Linked DNA regions of Mus musculus: region 1 is linked to region 2. The links are chromatin loops, found by intact Hi-C in ENCODE. Cell type or tissue: left cerebral cortex. All regions are shown on one strand.

What was found. A loop is a pair of places that touch in the nucleus more often than their neighbours do. Peaks named below come from ENCODE experiments on the same cell type or tissue, not always from the same donor. Only the 100,000 strongest peaks of a DNase experiment are listed, where the experiment ranks them.
Region 1: a loop joins it to region 2, with 5 times the contacts of the local background. A loop is called at or near these places in 8 of 42 quality-filtered maps.

What each region holds. Positions count from the first base shown.
Region 1 is chr5:103,156,722-103,164,721 of GRCm38, forward strand. The region is part of intron 2 of Mapk10 (mitogen-activated protein kinase 10); the gene reads right to left. Among named protein-coding and RNA genes, the nearest start is that of Mapk10, 51 kb to the right of the region's middle. In left cerebral cortex, a CTCF peak has its summit at 7,484 (motif pointing left); DNase peaks (open chromatin) are centred at 4,539, 5,122 and 7,093; H3K4me3 peaks cover 226 bases; H3K27ac peaks cover 2,074 bases.
Region 2 is chr5:103,206,091-103,214,090 of GRCm38, forward strand. Mapk10 (mitogen-activated protein kinase 10) reads right to left here and starts at 5,244. Exons shown (of 14, transcript NM_001081567.2): 1 at 4,800-5,244. In left cerebral cortex, a CTCF peak has its summit at 833; DNase peaks (open chromatin) are centred at 2,015, 2,238, 2,994, 3,560 and 4 more places; H3K4me3 peaks cover 4,713 bases; H3K27ac peaks cover 4,423 bases.

The DNA.
Region 1 (8,000 bases), 49 kb before region 2:
TATATACACAAATAATTTTATAGTAAAGAAATCACTGCTGGTAAGAATGTAGTTGACTCTTCTGTGTGTTCCTATGTTAAAATGGTCTTCACTGTTTTCTCTATGTCTCACCTCTATCCTTTGCCTACATTGTAGCTAGAGTGACAGACTGAAAATACAAATGTTACCCTGCCCTTTCTCTCCAGTAAACTTCTCAGCCACTTGCATTCTCCTTTGCCTGGACAAGTTTAAGCTCGCTGAGACCACATGGACCCTCTATGATCCAGCACCTGAAAATCCCTGCCGAGGGGGACCATACTTCACTTTTTGAGAGACCAGATCTTTTGAGTTCAGACTCCACCTTAGAGAACCTGACCTAAGGTTGAACTCAAGTTAACTAACAGGCCGGTACCTAGCACCAGTTTCCAGGCTATCCCCCAAAAAGACCTATGTCTAATACCAGTCTCCAGGTTACCCCACAACAAAATCTGCATCTAGCACCAGTTTCCAGGTTATTCCCCAACAAATCTGCACCCCCAGGTTACAAGCCCGCCCCTGACACTTCACTTCCTAACAACCACCAATCAGGAGGAAAGCAGAAGTCAAGTTTATGGTTTGGCTTCCAGCACCAGCCAATTGTGTTAAAGGCCATAATGGCCCCAAATCTCATGTGTACCAGGCTAGATACCTACTTCGTACCTCTATAAATGCTTGCCTGAAACTAGGCTCAGGACTCCACCTTCCTGCTGTGTCAGGGTTGGTGGGGAGCACAAGCTTGAACTTGAATAAAGATTCAGCCCCTTGGTGGTCTTTTGGGGTTCACAAATGTTTCCTGGCACACCTTCATCCTTGTATCCTCTACTCCTTTAAACTACTTGTGGCTTTCCATGTTCTCCTTTGCTCCTGTCCTGGGATCTCCACAAGGGCAGAGACTGTGACTCCATGCATTCCACTGCCAGACTCAGGAACAGTGGCAACCTACCATGACGTAGTCACCACTGTCAAGAAGCCATTAGCACATGAAGAGTTAATTCAGTCACCTGTGGCAGTGTTCCTGAACTCTCAGAGTCTGGTCCACGCACAACAATTACCATGATATCATGATATTGTCTTTCTCTTTTGGTTTCTTTCTTGTAGTCAAAATCCAAAAGTTCAAGGCCAAGAGTGGGCAGAGGGTTCTCGTTAAGTTCTCTGTTGAGAACCAGATAGGACAGAGAAAAAGTTGGGTAGAAAAATAAAAGTGTGTTCCGCTTCTCTCCTAGCATACCCATCCACAAAGCCAGCAGCAACCTGATGCTAATGTACTCTCTGAACTTCAATTTATAGGAAAGAAACCCGAAGGCCTGCCAAGAAGATGCCTATGAAGCACGGCCTTCTGCATGCGAGTCTCAAGTTTAATCAGTTTGGGGTACGATAGTGATTTGTTTCTCAGAATGAAAGCAGTGGTGATCACATCCAGTTGTTTTACACTTTAGACATGTAAACATTCATTAAGAGGAACTTGAAGATCTTAAATAAAAACTGAAGGGTTAGGAGCTTACAAACTAGTTTCAGCATATCATAACTTACTACATGTGCTAAGGTCTGTATATGTTCCCCAAATTTCATATATTGAAATCGTGACCTCAAGGTGGCAACATAAAGGCAGAGGCCTCATGAGTGGACTGTGTGAACCACGTCAGTGAGGGTCCAGCATTCTGCGACCACGTGAGGTCACTATAAAACGGCTGCCATCTAGGAATTACGACCAGCAGACATGGGTGCTACTACCACCACTGTCTTGAACACCCACCTTCCAAAATGGTAAAAAATAAATTTCTGTCATTTATGAATTACAAGTCAATGGTGGGGTTTTTTTTACAGCATCCCAAAGGAGTAAGATGCTGTGTGCATTTGTTATCTAGATATTCCTCCTCTTCAACTATCAAGACCAGTCCTCTAAAGGCAAAGACTAGAAATTACCATGTTCCACTGTTTACCAAGAAGAATCTGAAAAGGGGATTTAATTACAGTACTCAGGAGCAGAAATACTACCCTTAACCACTATTTATAAATTTGTTAGACTGGAATATTATATGGTAAACAGTCTTCCCATCTTTTGAGAGAGATAATGCACTTTTTATAAGAGTTTACTTGGATTAATTACTTAATACTTGTAAAGAGTTTTCCGTGCACATGATTTTCCTTGCTTTGCTACTCAGCTCATTAAAAATGACAATCAAGGTTATTTGCTTGATGTCTTAAAAAGACCTAACTGTGCACTGTTGTGCAATTAATGTGAGGATTAAGTTTGAATTCAAAACCCCATTCATGAATATAAACAGTCCTCATTTTTAAACTTTTTTTTTTTTGAGACAGGGTTTCTCTGTGTATCCCTGGCTGTCCTGGAACTCACTCTGTAGACCAGGCTGGCCTCAAACTCAGAAATCTGCCTACCTCTGCCTCCCAAGTGCTGGGATTAAAGGCGTATGCCACCACTGTCCAGCTCAGTCCTCATTTTTAAATTCCTACAAAATTACTCATATAAGTTAAGAATGTTCAAAGCGCAAGAAGAATACATTCTAGAAATAGTATCATGAAGACAGTTGAGTGACATTTGTTTTCCAGTTTATGATATGATGCAGAAATAAATGGGATGAAAGATTTCTACACTGAGAAAAAGTCTAGAAATATGCAAAATATTTACTATTTCTAGAGCAGTTTCCACACTCAAAGTCAAATATTCTTTTAGAGCTGTCTTAACATTCTTCCTTTCAATGCTATAGGATACTCATGAGTAATTATTTTGAGACCCCAGTTTGCACACTTCCATTGTCTGTGATTTGGGGCTGCTGCTGTATAAGAACCATGTGTCTGTAGGTCCCAATGTTGACAGCAAAGAGTGCAGTCTTTCTCCCCACAGAAAAGGTGACATCTTTAGAAGAGCAATCAACATTCTAAAGTATAAGAAAGCAAGCTAAGCAGAGTGGAAAGGATAATTCCAAAAAAGAAAGGAGAGCAGAGAGTATAATTTTGACAGGGGTTTCAACCAATTCCTTAAAAGAGCTTAAAGTGACAGACAGCGTGTAGTCACTCATCCATAGATATTTTGTATATAAAAAAAAATCCATGGTAGGGGTAATAAATAACACTAAAGATCTTTCCAAAAAGAGATATGGAAAGCCACTACTATATAAGATTATTTATAACACACACACAAACACTCCAGTTACCATCTTACAGGGCAACAATGCCCCTACTAGACGCCACAGATTACCAAAAATCCCAAAGCCAGGAATGAATCTCACTTTTGGAGCTGTTGGACAATGATGTTCTATTGATAAAATACTCCCAATGCAAGCACGAGATCCAAAATGCAGATTCCTAGCACCATGTAAAAAGCCAGTTCGAACACTCTGAAATTTCAATTCTGGAAGAGCAGAAACAGGGTGGTCCGGGAGGCTAGCTGGCCAGTGAGTTTAGTGACTGGATAGCTTCAAATGCAGTGAGAGACCCTGACTTTAAAAAATATATAAATAAATTTGGCTAGCAACTGACATGAGTGTCTAATATCCTCGTGTGCATGTATGTGTTCATGCATACTCACATATGAACACACCTACGTACAGGTCCACATACCTGAGCACATACAAACAATAATAACAAAATTAAAAGTGAAAATCCATGCCAAGTGATACTATAAAAAAGCTACAAACGAGTTCTATGATTTGGGGGAGGGGGTGGAGGAATATGCTAATGAAACACTCAGTCTTTGAGAGGTGTTGAGGAGTAGGCACCTGGAACTGCTGCAGAAACACCCGAAAGCTTTTGCACAAAGAGCAGTGAGAGTCATGGTAATGGGCTATCCTGTTCCTCCACAAAGGGAGGAGGCTACTTCAGGAAATGGGATGTGCTTAAATGCTCCATGCCTGGATCCTCATTTCACTAAGCTCATTAAATATTTATTGAGTATTCATTAGGTGCCCAGTCCAGGCCCTGTCCTCAATGCCGGGGATGCAGTGGAGAGCAAAGTCTGCTCAAAGAGCTTAAGCTCTGGAGAGGCCATAATTCTGACCCTGACCATCTGCTTTCAGGGTTAGGGTATCACACACACACACACACACACACACACAGAGCACACACACAGTGGTGATGGTGACGTGCTTAGAATTTAAAGTCTCGGTTTCTCTATGTGTTCAAAAGGCAAAATCCACTTCACTTTCTCCTCTCTCAGATGTTTTCTTTTTCCCTTTCTCTCACTTTAAATCTCTCAGCTGGCATCGCAGGCAGCTGCTTTCTCTCTGTGTCAGAGCAATCAATATATGAACATTTCTCAAAAGCGAAAAAGCATTTGGGTTGCAATTTGCTTTCTCAGCTGGCATGTATGTGCACAGTCATTTGGATTTACATGATGATGATAACCAGCTAAAGGCAGCACGGCCTTCTGAAAAGGCAACTGATTCAAAGATAACAGCTATGCAGCCATTTCTCATCCAGGCCCAGCTGCCTAATAATAGCATGGTAAAATTATTAATGAAGCACTGTCATGGCTGGTTAGGGAATGTGCCATCCAATTAGATGCAGTTTTAAATTCACTCTGGGCAAACCACTCCCTAGTTTTCTACCACCCATTCTGGTCTTGGTTTCAATGCTGCTGAACCACAGCCTTTGTAGACTACTCATTAGCATGCAGAATAAGAAACAATTGCTTGGAACTGGAAACACAGAAGCCAGACATTTGGCAACATCACACAGAGTTCACTGCTGAAGTCAACTGGCAAAGCCACTCTGGGCTGACAGGAACTGCCTCTGTTGTCATGGAAACACGGATGAACTGTGTTAGTAAATAGTTTGGATTCTCTCACCTGCCAAGACATAAATTGAACATTTACTGTGGAATTTTTAAGTCTATCTGAAAAATGGACTATTTGCCAGTAAATATTTGAAATCTCTCCTTGCTTCAGAAAAAAAAACCTCCCAAGCATTTGGAAATGCACTGGAATCCTTAGGTATCCAAACACAACTCAGTTTAATTGTGTGCAGAATGTTGTGGGTGGAGTTGGGGGTGGGGCAGTCGCTCTCCATTCTCATGGTGGCTTTTGTTGTCAAAAATCCTCATCTACAAGTTCACGGACAAAAGAAAATGAACGAGAAGGGTGTGGGGGTTATGCTAATTATTGCAGGAGATGGTTCTAAATATGTGTTAATGATTCAAGCCATTTCTTAGTTTTTCTTCAAGCTGTATTTATTCTGAGTGTCTCCTGTGCCCACTCATTGACAAATGAGCCAAGGAAGGCTGCCTCCTGCACACTTTCGCCTCAAACATCCCATTGTGGGAATTCTTCTGTCTTGATAATTACATTAATTATTAGCCTTAATTTACAAATGCATCAAGTATGACAGAAGAAAAATGTCTCCACTAAGGCACTTCTGGAAAGAAGCCATACTACAAGCCTTAGATCTCAGCATACTCAGTCTATCTTCTGGGGACATTCTGTCTCCTTTAACCTTCTCCCTGTGACTCTCTTCCATATCACGCTGAATTATATTTTTCATAGCAAGTGAAAATGTTTGGATTTTGCTCTGTCCACCAATTTCTCATCCAACAGACACTGTAGCATGTTCTTCTTCCTTGGTGACTTCTGACAGAACAATGCAAATATCTGCATCCATGTGTTGTACTCTGAAAAGGGAGAGGCGATACAAAGATAAATAAAAAATGTTTTCTCTTATGGCAAGGCTATTCTCATGGGAAAAAATGGTAGGTGCCTTAGAAAAGGTAAAACAGAAGTGCAACAGCAGCATTGTGAGACATATGACACATGGTTAATTTTGTTTAGGGATTGGAAAATGTCATACTAGGACAGTGTTGTCACTATACTCTAAGGAGTAACAGAGGATTGGGGGAGGGGGGTGAAAACATCATTTTCAAAAAGTTAAACTCATCTCTTTTGTTCAGATGGAGAACCTACCAAATGTTTTATTTGACTTACACAAATTCATATGCTCAGAAGTCACTCACATAGCTATAAACAGGAACCCTCAATTCCCAACAATTCACCTTCTACCAACACAAAACTGAAAGACAGGCCAGTCAGCTCCTCCTGCACCACTATGACCAATCAACCTTGCAAGCCCGTTTCAATTCTGAACAATTCTCTCTGACAAAGGAAGAAACAAGCATCCTGGGTTACAGAGACTATACACAAGACACAGACAGTAAAAGGCGGAAACTTGGATATGCCTAAAACTCAAACATTGAGTGGAAAGTGGTCAACGAAGCCATGAAAAGCCATCTAGGTCATTAGAAACAGGGGAAGGCTATTTGAAAAAAGCCAAGTTGAAAGATTTCACATGTGATACAAAGGCAGATTTTGTTCACAGGCAGTGGGAAGACATTAAAAGAATTGTAAACCTTAAGGCATGAAAACTAGAAATGTTGATCTCAGAAGAAGACAGTACAGCGGTCTCCAGAAGTCAGAGAACAAGATTGAAGATCAAAGGAGCAAGTTTGACTCTTTGAGGGCTTCCTAAGCAGTCTCCATTCATAGCCTTGTCTCGTGAGTAGTTGCTGTCATATATCAGACATATATATACACTAAGCATGCAAACCAATATTTATAATAATAAATCATAAATTTATTTTAAAACAGTCCTTTGGCATATGAGTAAGTTTAACACTCATTGAAGACAAAGCAAATTTCACACTAATGAGATGAATCTTCTTGTTTACTTTTACATAATAAATAAATAAGTCTTGGCTGAATATCTGATCCTGCATCAGAGAGTATATTCAATATTTTTCAGTTGATCAATATATTGATTTCACAATTATCAGTGCTGAGAATGATATATTATATAAATACATAATAAAGTGGCAGATGTATATTAAGAGTCATTTCAGAAATTGTTAGAATTCTGTTCTACAAGCCAAAATTCACTTAATGATTTTGAGGGTGGGGTGAGAATGTACATCCTCCCATGTCAGGGTGGAGCAACTTCAGATGTCAAGCTAAAACAGTGCCTCCTACCTTTGCTTTGAGGCAGGGTCTCTCATCAGCTGGGAACATCTCCAAGCAGGCTTTGAAGACTGGACGGGAAGTTTCCAGGGATATACCTATCTCTCTCCTTCACCATGGTTACAAGCATGGACCAGTGCACACAGACTTTCATATGGTCTTAGGGATCAACCTCAGGTCCTCGTACTTGTGAGGCATCTGTTTCACAGGATGAGCCACTTCCCACCCACTCACCCCCATTTGATAGTAGATAGTACTTTTTATAAGATTTAAGTCATCAATTCAAACAATAATTTCTGAACTCAGATATTCTAGCACTACAATCCAAAGATGGACCGATTTGACACATGGGTCCTGAGGAATCACATCAATAGACCTTTACATTCTGCAAGAGCAGGAAACTCTGCACATACAGTAAACCTTGGTGGCCCTGCATGGCTGTGTGGCAGGTGTGCACTGTGCAGTCATCTGCTGTGTTCACACCCAAAGCTACAGTGACCTCTCGTGGCACAACACACAGCCTCAAACAACTCAGACTCACTAAGTTTGACTACTTTTAGTCAATCTTGGGTCCTCGCAGGCTCAGAACCCTTTCCCTGAGGGTTGTTTTTGTATGGCTTTACATTGAGTTTATGTGACCACCAAACCTCCCATATGGGGACATAACCCATTTTAAGCAGCTGTGTACTATAGCACAAGGCAGTGAACTAGTTTACAAGGACTTGTTCTTGTTTATCAAGAACTCGAAAAGAGTTCCAACAGTTCTCAGCCCAAAAACATAATAAACATTTAAGGAGCCATAAAGGTTAATCTCATGATGGATCCGAGCCATTGTGAATATGCACCTAGTACTCATATTGCACCCCAATAAGCAATGATCACGCCAATTCAAAGGATAAGAGTATGCTATGGGTACCCCTAAAACTTAATCTGTTCAAATCTCCGTTTTCTAGAATTACGAATTACTTGGGGTATTTTAAATATAATACGTGATTTCTTCTTGTTAGATTTCTAAATTCCAAA
Region 2 (8,000 bases):
AGTTTCTGTTAGAATCTGTTGCAAATGAAGAAACTTTTGGTGGCCTCTGTAGCAGAACAGCTAGAAGTTTGTAAACTCTGACCATGGAACTCAGTTACTAAGTATCTGAATGGATAGGATATTTACTTCTCTAACTGTGGACTTTCAATCAGTTCAGCTTCCACTGGAACACAGTCTTCTTTTTACAGCACAGTTCACTGGAAGAATGGCTACACAGCTACTAACAAAAAGAATCCCCTGGTATCCACAACATAAAAACTAAGCAGATGCTGTTCTGGAGGCAAAAGAGGCCACTATAGTAATCTGATCTTATTACAGACCCACTCCTTATCCTTGCTGCCTTCCTTATTTTAGAGCAGAGTCTCAAGGCCCATGCCAAGTTTTTAATGTTCTTCCTACTGTCAAACCTCAGGCTTGATATCCAGCTTAACAAATATGGCCGCCATCTTGAAATTATCTCCCTTTCTGGTCAAATAAGGGTCTCATCACCGTCCCTGGTGTTAATTTCTAGGAATACTTTCCCCACCATCCTCTCATCTACTTCTAACATCCAGGCATGGTCTGCTTCATCATACATAGCCATTTTAAAGCAGAGTGTATCTTCCTCTTCTTCATTCCTATTGTACTGACCATCAAACTGTCCTGTCTTCACTGTTTAAGTCAACTCCCCACACGAGCATTGACTCCAACACCTGAAACCCATCTCACCGTCTTTCATGCATTGCATTTTTCAATTAACAGACAACTATTGTGTGCCTAGTGTGCCCACTGTGTGCTAGGCTGATATGACACAGTATCTGAAGGGACAGGAAATTACTGTTTGGTGAGGTGGTTGGTGTGAAGAGAAAAGCTCCCCCTAGAGACACAAAATAAACACAGCCAAGTAAGTAGTCCTAGGAGCCTGCCTTCATACTCTGTGGTTTCAGGACCCATTTCCACATGGAAAGAGAACAATGACTCCAGGATCCCACACTTAGGAAGCATCTAGTACATCCAGGCCAGCCACTAGCCACACACCAGGACTTGGTTTTATTTCTATGAGGAAAACCCACTGACATGAATTTTTAGAGCTTTTAAGTCTCTGTTGCTTATGTTTTGTCTTGATCCTGAAATTAGGGAGGAAGAGGGAGGAGGAGTAAGGGGAGGAATTTGTAGAAACCTGTCCCTTACTGTGCAGGCTGCTTAGCAATGCCTGGTGCCCTGTGCCATGCCTGGTGCCCTGTGCCATGGCTGGTGCCCTGTGCTCTGCCTGATACCTTGTACCATGCCTGGTGCCCTGTGCTCTGCCTGGTACCCTGTACCATGCCTGGTACCCTGTGCCATGGCTGGTGCCCTGTACCATAGCTGGTGCCCTGTGCCATCCCTGGTACCCTGTGCCATGCCTGTTACTCTATGCCATGCCTGGTGCCCTGTGCTTTGCCTGGTGCCCTGTACCATGCCTGATGCCCTGTGCCATGGCTGCACCTTCAGTCTGCACACCACTCAGAGTGTGTGAGCAGTTGTGAGTGGAATAATTCCACCAGAGCTCGCTATCATTTATCTTTCTGTACAAAGCTTGGCTTTCCATTCCCACCAGCGCTCTTCTATGAAGTCTATGGGTTTTGTATCTTGGAGGCACCAGGGATGACAATGGTGAAAAAGGCCAAAGTAGCTTGTTGTGGGTCCAAAATGTCAATTAGACTACAAAATTCATTGCTGAAAATAGGTGTGTTTGGAAACTGCTTGCATACATATAAGTTTGATTTAGAGATCTTTCACTGTTACCCAATGTTGTTTCCACTCATTTTACCAAGATTCACTATTAAAAAAGAAAAAGAAAAAAAAAAGGTTTTTCTATGTTAAAGATGAGGGAAACAATGGTCCTCAAAATACACAGATTTTTAACTTTCCTTTCTCTAATTAGCTGGAGAGATTGAAATGTACTCAAACTGTGGGTGTTGCGGGGGTTGGGAGGATCAGTCTGCTCAAAACACTTGAACTTCAGTGTGAAAGCCAGTAAGGAGTAACTAACACACAAGCTCCCTTCTAAATGACAGCTTCTCCTCAAACAATATGCAGCAAGCCCTCTTACCCGAGCCGGCAGCACCGGGTCTCAACACAAGATTATGCAATGCAATAAATAATCTCAATATGCTGAAGACACAAATGGATTTTGTTCGCCTTGACTGATGATACAGCTGCCCTCCCGGGAGTCTGTAGGCCGCTTTCCCCAGGAGCCCTCCCCTCCTCACTAGCTCTAGCTCGGGGGAGAAGGTGCAGTCACAGATGCCTGTATGGAGGGAGCTCCTTTGCGTGCCCGCAGCCAGGAGAGCACTGCACTCCTTTCTAGTTGCTACTGGACACTTCTGCACCCCTCTATAAAAGACTGCCACCATGCCAAACAAGAGCTTGGGAAGGAACCTTACAGGAAGCAGGGCAGGGGTACAGGGATGAAGTCCTCTACAGTGTGGATCCGTTTGCTTCTCATACAGACTGAAGGCAGCCTTCGCCAGCAGCCCATTTTTCTGACAAGCAACCAAAGACTTGCTTGGCTTAGTCACAGCCATACCACTCCAGAGCTAGCCTCTAGCTACAAATAACACCTGAGGTCAGCTCTGGTGCAAGAAGAAAACACACCTGACCCCGTGCTTAATAAACAAGGAAACCTCACTGGGTCTTTATCTTGTCATCAGGATGGAAAGGCTTTGTGGCTAAGCTTATATTCCAAGAGACAGGTTCGTTTACATGAGCCTAGAATATAACTTTGAGTATATGTATATTCCTTTGAACACTTACATTTAGGCAAATCTCCTTTGCTCCTGATATTCCTATAGCACAACACTGGCAGCGAGTGAGTTTCGCTGTAGATTTCAAATAACACTTCTATGGCATCCGTGTCACCTCTCAGTTCCTCTTAACCTTGAAGCATCTTGACCACATACTATGAAACCGTAGTACTAGCTGCAGATGCGCCAGACAATGACAGAGAGAGCACACTCGGTCCCTGGGGGATCCGTTTGTAATCACCCCTTCAGCATGCAAACATATCCCCCTCCCCCAGCCGATGCTGTTTTGGGGGAAAGCAAGCAGGAAGCTGGAGGCAGCTGAATCTGCCACTCCCCAGGTAGTGTCTCAGCTCCCCTGTCACTGGGAACCTCTTTTCATTACTACTGCAAAAATCTTGCCCTGAAAAATGAAAGCTATGAAGGACCAAAATGAAAGCTATGAAGGACCGGAGGGAAGAAGAAGCCAACAAGGAAGCTGGAAACTCATGCTTAAGGTCAACCGCCTTTCTCATCTGCTTTTCTAGTACTTTGTGTCAATTTGAAGGGTAAGACCTAGACACCCCCCCCCCCAACGAAAGAGAGGAAACACACAGCAGAAGCAGCAGGACTGCTACATCAAACTGTCTAGCCCTATATCCCCATGATTCCAAAGTGGAGTTGGAGGCTCCTGAATCCATTCATGAGCATGGCTCCTGTGCTGACATGCTCACTGAGGACAGCCATCTACTGAAGCCTCTCTGAGAGAAGTGGCTATTACCGCAACCATTTTAAATGCATTGACCAGCATCCTGCAAACCCATCCAGGATTGGCAAAAGCAGCATTAGAAAGAGGCAGAAATTGGGCAAAAGAAAGTGGTGCCTGGTAACGGCAGCCTTCCTTCACTCCCGGCTGTGGCCTGTCCCATATGACTTAGCCTGTGTTCATGAAAGTTATCTCCGTCACACAGACACATCGCTCTGCAGCAAACGCAGAGCATGTAAACAACCTTGTGGCTGCTTCAAAACCTAGTGCCCTGGGGTAAGCCATTCCTTTCTGTGGCCAAATTGCAATGCCCTTGAAAGTTATCTGCAGAAGAGAGTCAAAGCAGCACCTAGGTCCTTCTATTTAAATGTCGGAAGGAAAAGGATATGTATTTTTTTCCTTGAAATATCCATAACCTGATTTACTTGGAGGTTTTTCAAATAAAGCACTCTTATTCTCTGAAGCACAAACACATAAATTCTGATAACTGTATCATCAAGCTCCTTTCCAATGACAGCTTTTTTTTTTCTTTCTGAAAATGCTCTGACATTTCTAGGGGACACAGTATCTCAGCACTGAATACCTGGGAACCTTGCCATAGAAAAATGCTGCCTGCTGTGACTGAGAGATCACTTTCTTAAAGGGACCTTCACCTGGGTGGCTGCGGTGCCGCCGGTGTTTGCTCCTTTCCCTGGTCTGTTCCCTGTCCTGTGTTCCTGTCTGCAGCCCAAATTTAGCTCAGGGTCTTTCTACAAGAGGAACATAGTTTCTAATATTTTGGTAAATACCTCTAAACTGCAAGAATGTATTCTAGAATATTTAAAGTTAAACCGGTCTGGAAATAAACATTTATGTTTACTAATAACATTTTTGAATGTTTTATGAGACCCATAGCATTTCTCAGTTAAAGTGAGATCCAGACTCCTCTCTCTCTCTCTCTCTCTCCTCTCTCTCTCTCTCTCTCTCTCTTTCTCTCTCTTTCCTCTCCCCCCTTACCCCCCTCGTGTGTGTTTCTCTTACTCTGCCAAGTCATAACAATAATGGTCTGTCCCACCTTCTAGAATTCTTCACTCCAAACAGAAAGATTTTAGCCTCCATCTGAGAAGAGATGCTTTGCCCAGAGAGAAACACCAGTTTTCTGCCTCACAGATAGTACACTTGATTAAACCGGCTCTCCAACACCATCACTTCCTACTTTCTCATGCTCTCTCCCATTCCACCAGGAACGATGACAGATATCATCCACCCTCCCAAACCAGGTTAGAACCCAGAATGAGCAAGGAGCCACCTACCATTCCGTGCCTGAGAACTAGGATCCTGGTCCGGCTGTTTGCCCCAGAAATCCTCCCTACTGGGTAGTCATTAGCCACATTCCAAACCGGAGTAAGGAGCAGAGTCTTTGGAGGTGTAGCGATTGTTTAAAAATAATAACAGACAGGTGATTTCCAAGAAGACCCAATCTTTAGCTCACTCAAGCCCCTAGTAATTGAGGAGTGAGGAGGAAAAAGGAAATTTGTAAAAATGAAAATAGAAAAAAAAAAGGGTAAGCATATAAGAAGCACCACCCACCCCCCATAAAAATAAACTGAGACGACGAGGAGGCTTAAGAGAAGAGAGAGCGGCTTGCTGAATCACCCTCTCACTGCCTGGAAACCATTGTGCAGCGGGAGGCTGCCTGTACCATTGTGGAACCTACCAGAGGAGACGGACAGAGGGCTTGGGGAATGGGGTTGCTATGGCAACTGAAAGGAGCACACATGACGTCAAAGCCCAGAGAGGTCTAGGGAGGGGTAGGAGGAGGAAAGAGAAAAAGGAAAAAGTCTATCTGTGGCTACAGCTACCTCGTTTTCTGGCAAAATGAGAAGCAGGCTTCGGAACTTGGCAACCAAAATATGCGAATTCAGCGTGCGGGGGGGGGGGGGTGGTGGGGGTGGTAGGGGGGGTGGAATTCTGCACGAAGCCAAAGAGCATCCTCCCTGCTGCTCCAGCTCTGCACAGCACCAAGGGCAGATCAAACAGCCATTGGGAAGCCAGTCACCCCGGATTTTCAACTACCTCAGCTTTTTACAAACAGCGAAGGAAGGCAGAGGTGTACCATCTCTCTGAATGTGAAAACAAACAAGAGATGAATTCAACCTCAGAAGAGATGCAAGATTGGACCTGCGTCTGGACCATAGAGGTCATTTGTCCAACCCCATTTCTTCTTAGTCTCCCTATTTTTGTACAAACCCTGCATAAATATCCGCTAAAGCAAACTGGCTAGACCGGTATTTATAGTGCAGTTTAAGGTAGAAAGAAACTACTGACAATTTGAGTTAATAAATTAAGGGTACTGTGGTATTCTTTTTCTGGTTTCAGAAAATTCCATGGGAAACTAATACAAATTGAATTTACTACATATCTAATTTTTAAGCAAATTTTCTGACTTTGCTATATGAAATTTTAAATCATGTATATATGTGTGTGTGTGTGTGTGTGTGTGTATAGATATAGATGATATAGATATGGATGATATAGATATAGATGGAATGATCCCTAGAGTACTTTCACTATTAAAATGTTTACCAAAACAATTTTCACCTTATTTCACATATAGCATCATTTCAATACATATTTTGAAAGTAATCCTAGTCTTTGGACTTTTCAAGCTACACAATTAGATTCAATGCTGGTTTTTCTCAAACATCTTTTAGATGGGTTTCCATCTATTGAACCAAAGTGATGCTAAAATTCATGTTTTCACACCGTGCTCTGGAACTGGCCCACTGACTTGAGCGAGGAGCCCCTGTCCCTCTGCCGTAGGGTTATGAGTAAGGTTAAACAGGTGTAAAGCCAGCAGAGATGGCGGACCCTGCGATGCATCATGAGATCCTGAGGGACCACATCGAGTTTTCAGTCCCCGAGATGTTTTACCCGAGAAGAAAGCCCAGAAAGGAAAAGTTGTGTGAGCTCTCGCTCTACAACTCCCAACATGTTGTTGGTTGTTTCTGTGTTCTGAATTCAAGTCCCATGAGAACCAGTAGCTGACTGCTAATTTTTACTCTCCACTTGGGTCTACTTATACATTATGACTGCCTGGTATAAACTATGGATGAACAGCCAAGCAACTTCACAGTAGACAGCTTCTAAATTATTGGTCTAAATGTCCTTCCTTTCCTCTGCTTCTCTCTCTCCACCTTTTCTGTGCTAGGAACCAGAGGTCAAGGCCTACATATGCTAAGCCAGCCCTGTGCCACCATGCAGCATCCCCAATGTGTTTCCATGGCAAAGTCAATCCCAATAATGACATTGACAAGGAAACACTGGACTTCGGCTCTTACCTTGCACTCTGAACAAATACTAAAGCAAGAGAAGTTATATGCCACAACATGAGAGTTAAAAAAAAAATCTGTAAAGCTTGTAAAATAATGTCTGTCCTCTAAATGAAAAACAAAATTCTGATTTTGGAGTAAGATTTTTTTTTTTTTTTTTTTTTTTTTTTTTTTTTTTGGTTTTTCGAGACAAGGTTTCTCTGTATAGTCCTGGCTGTCCTGGAGCTCACTTTGTAGACCAGGCTGGCCTCGAACTCAGAAATCCGCCTGCCTCTGCCTCCCGAGCGCTGGGATTAAAGGCATGCGCCACCACGCCCAGCTTGGAGTAAGATTTCTTAAGGCAAATAAATGCATTCACTTTGAGGGAAAAAAAAAAGAAATAAAGAAAAGAAAAGAAAAAGAAAAAGAGAAAAATACTTCATCAATGCCAAAAGCTTTTACTTGCCCACAGTCATCCGTGAGAAAGCAGACTAAGAGAAAATATTGACATCCCTGCAAAAATATACTTGATGTATACAAACTCCTGATTATATGAACATTTACAATCCGGCAATGACAACAAACAAAGATGTTTGATGAGTAAGAGGATTTCAGCAGACACCTGAAGGAAGGCTTATCAATAGTCCATATGTACATGAAAAGGCACTCAACATGACTAGTCATCAGGAAAAAAATGCTAACTAAATCCACAGAGAAATTCCACTCCATGCCTACAAAAATGGCTACAACCAAAAGCACCCATACTGGAGGAGCTATGAGAAACCAGAGCTCTCTTCCTTGCTGGCGAGAATAGAAAGTGATAAAGCTACTTTGGGAAGCAGGTCAGAAGATTTCCATCGTGATAAACAGACACCTACAGTGTGACCCAACAATTCCATTTCTAGGCATTCATGCAAGGGAATAGAAGCATGCGCACAAAATGTGCATAGATGTCATACCAGCTTTATCTGCAATAAGTAAAAGCTATAAGCAATTAAAAGTGTATCCACAGAACAGATAAGCAAATGATTGTATATTCATGGAGCAGAATTTCACAAATGATTACAGCCATGAATAGGTTAAAGCCAGCCATTTTCATGTATTGGATAACACTCTTCATGGCATTAGTGTCCAAGAGTGATGGATGCTGACCTGATGTGGAGAAGAGTAAGATTGTTTATATCTTTAATTCTCAACTTGCAT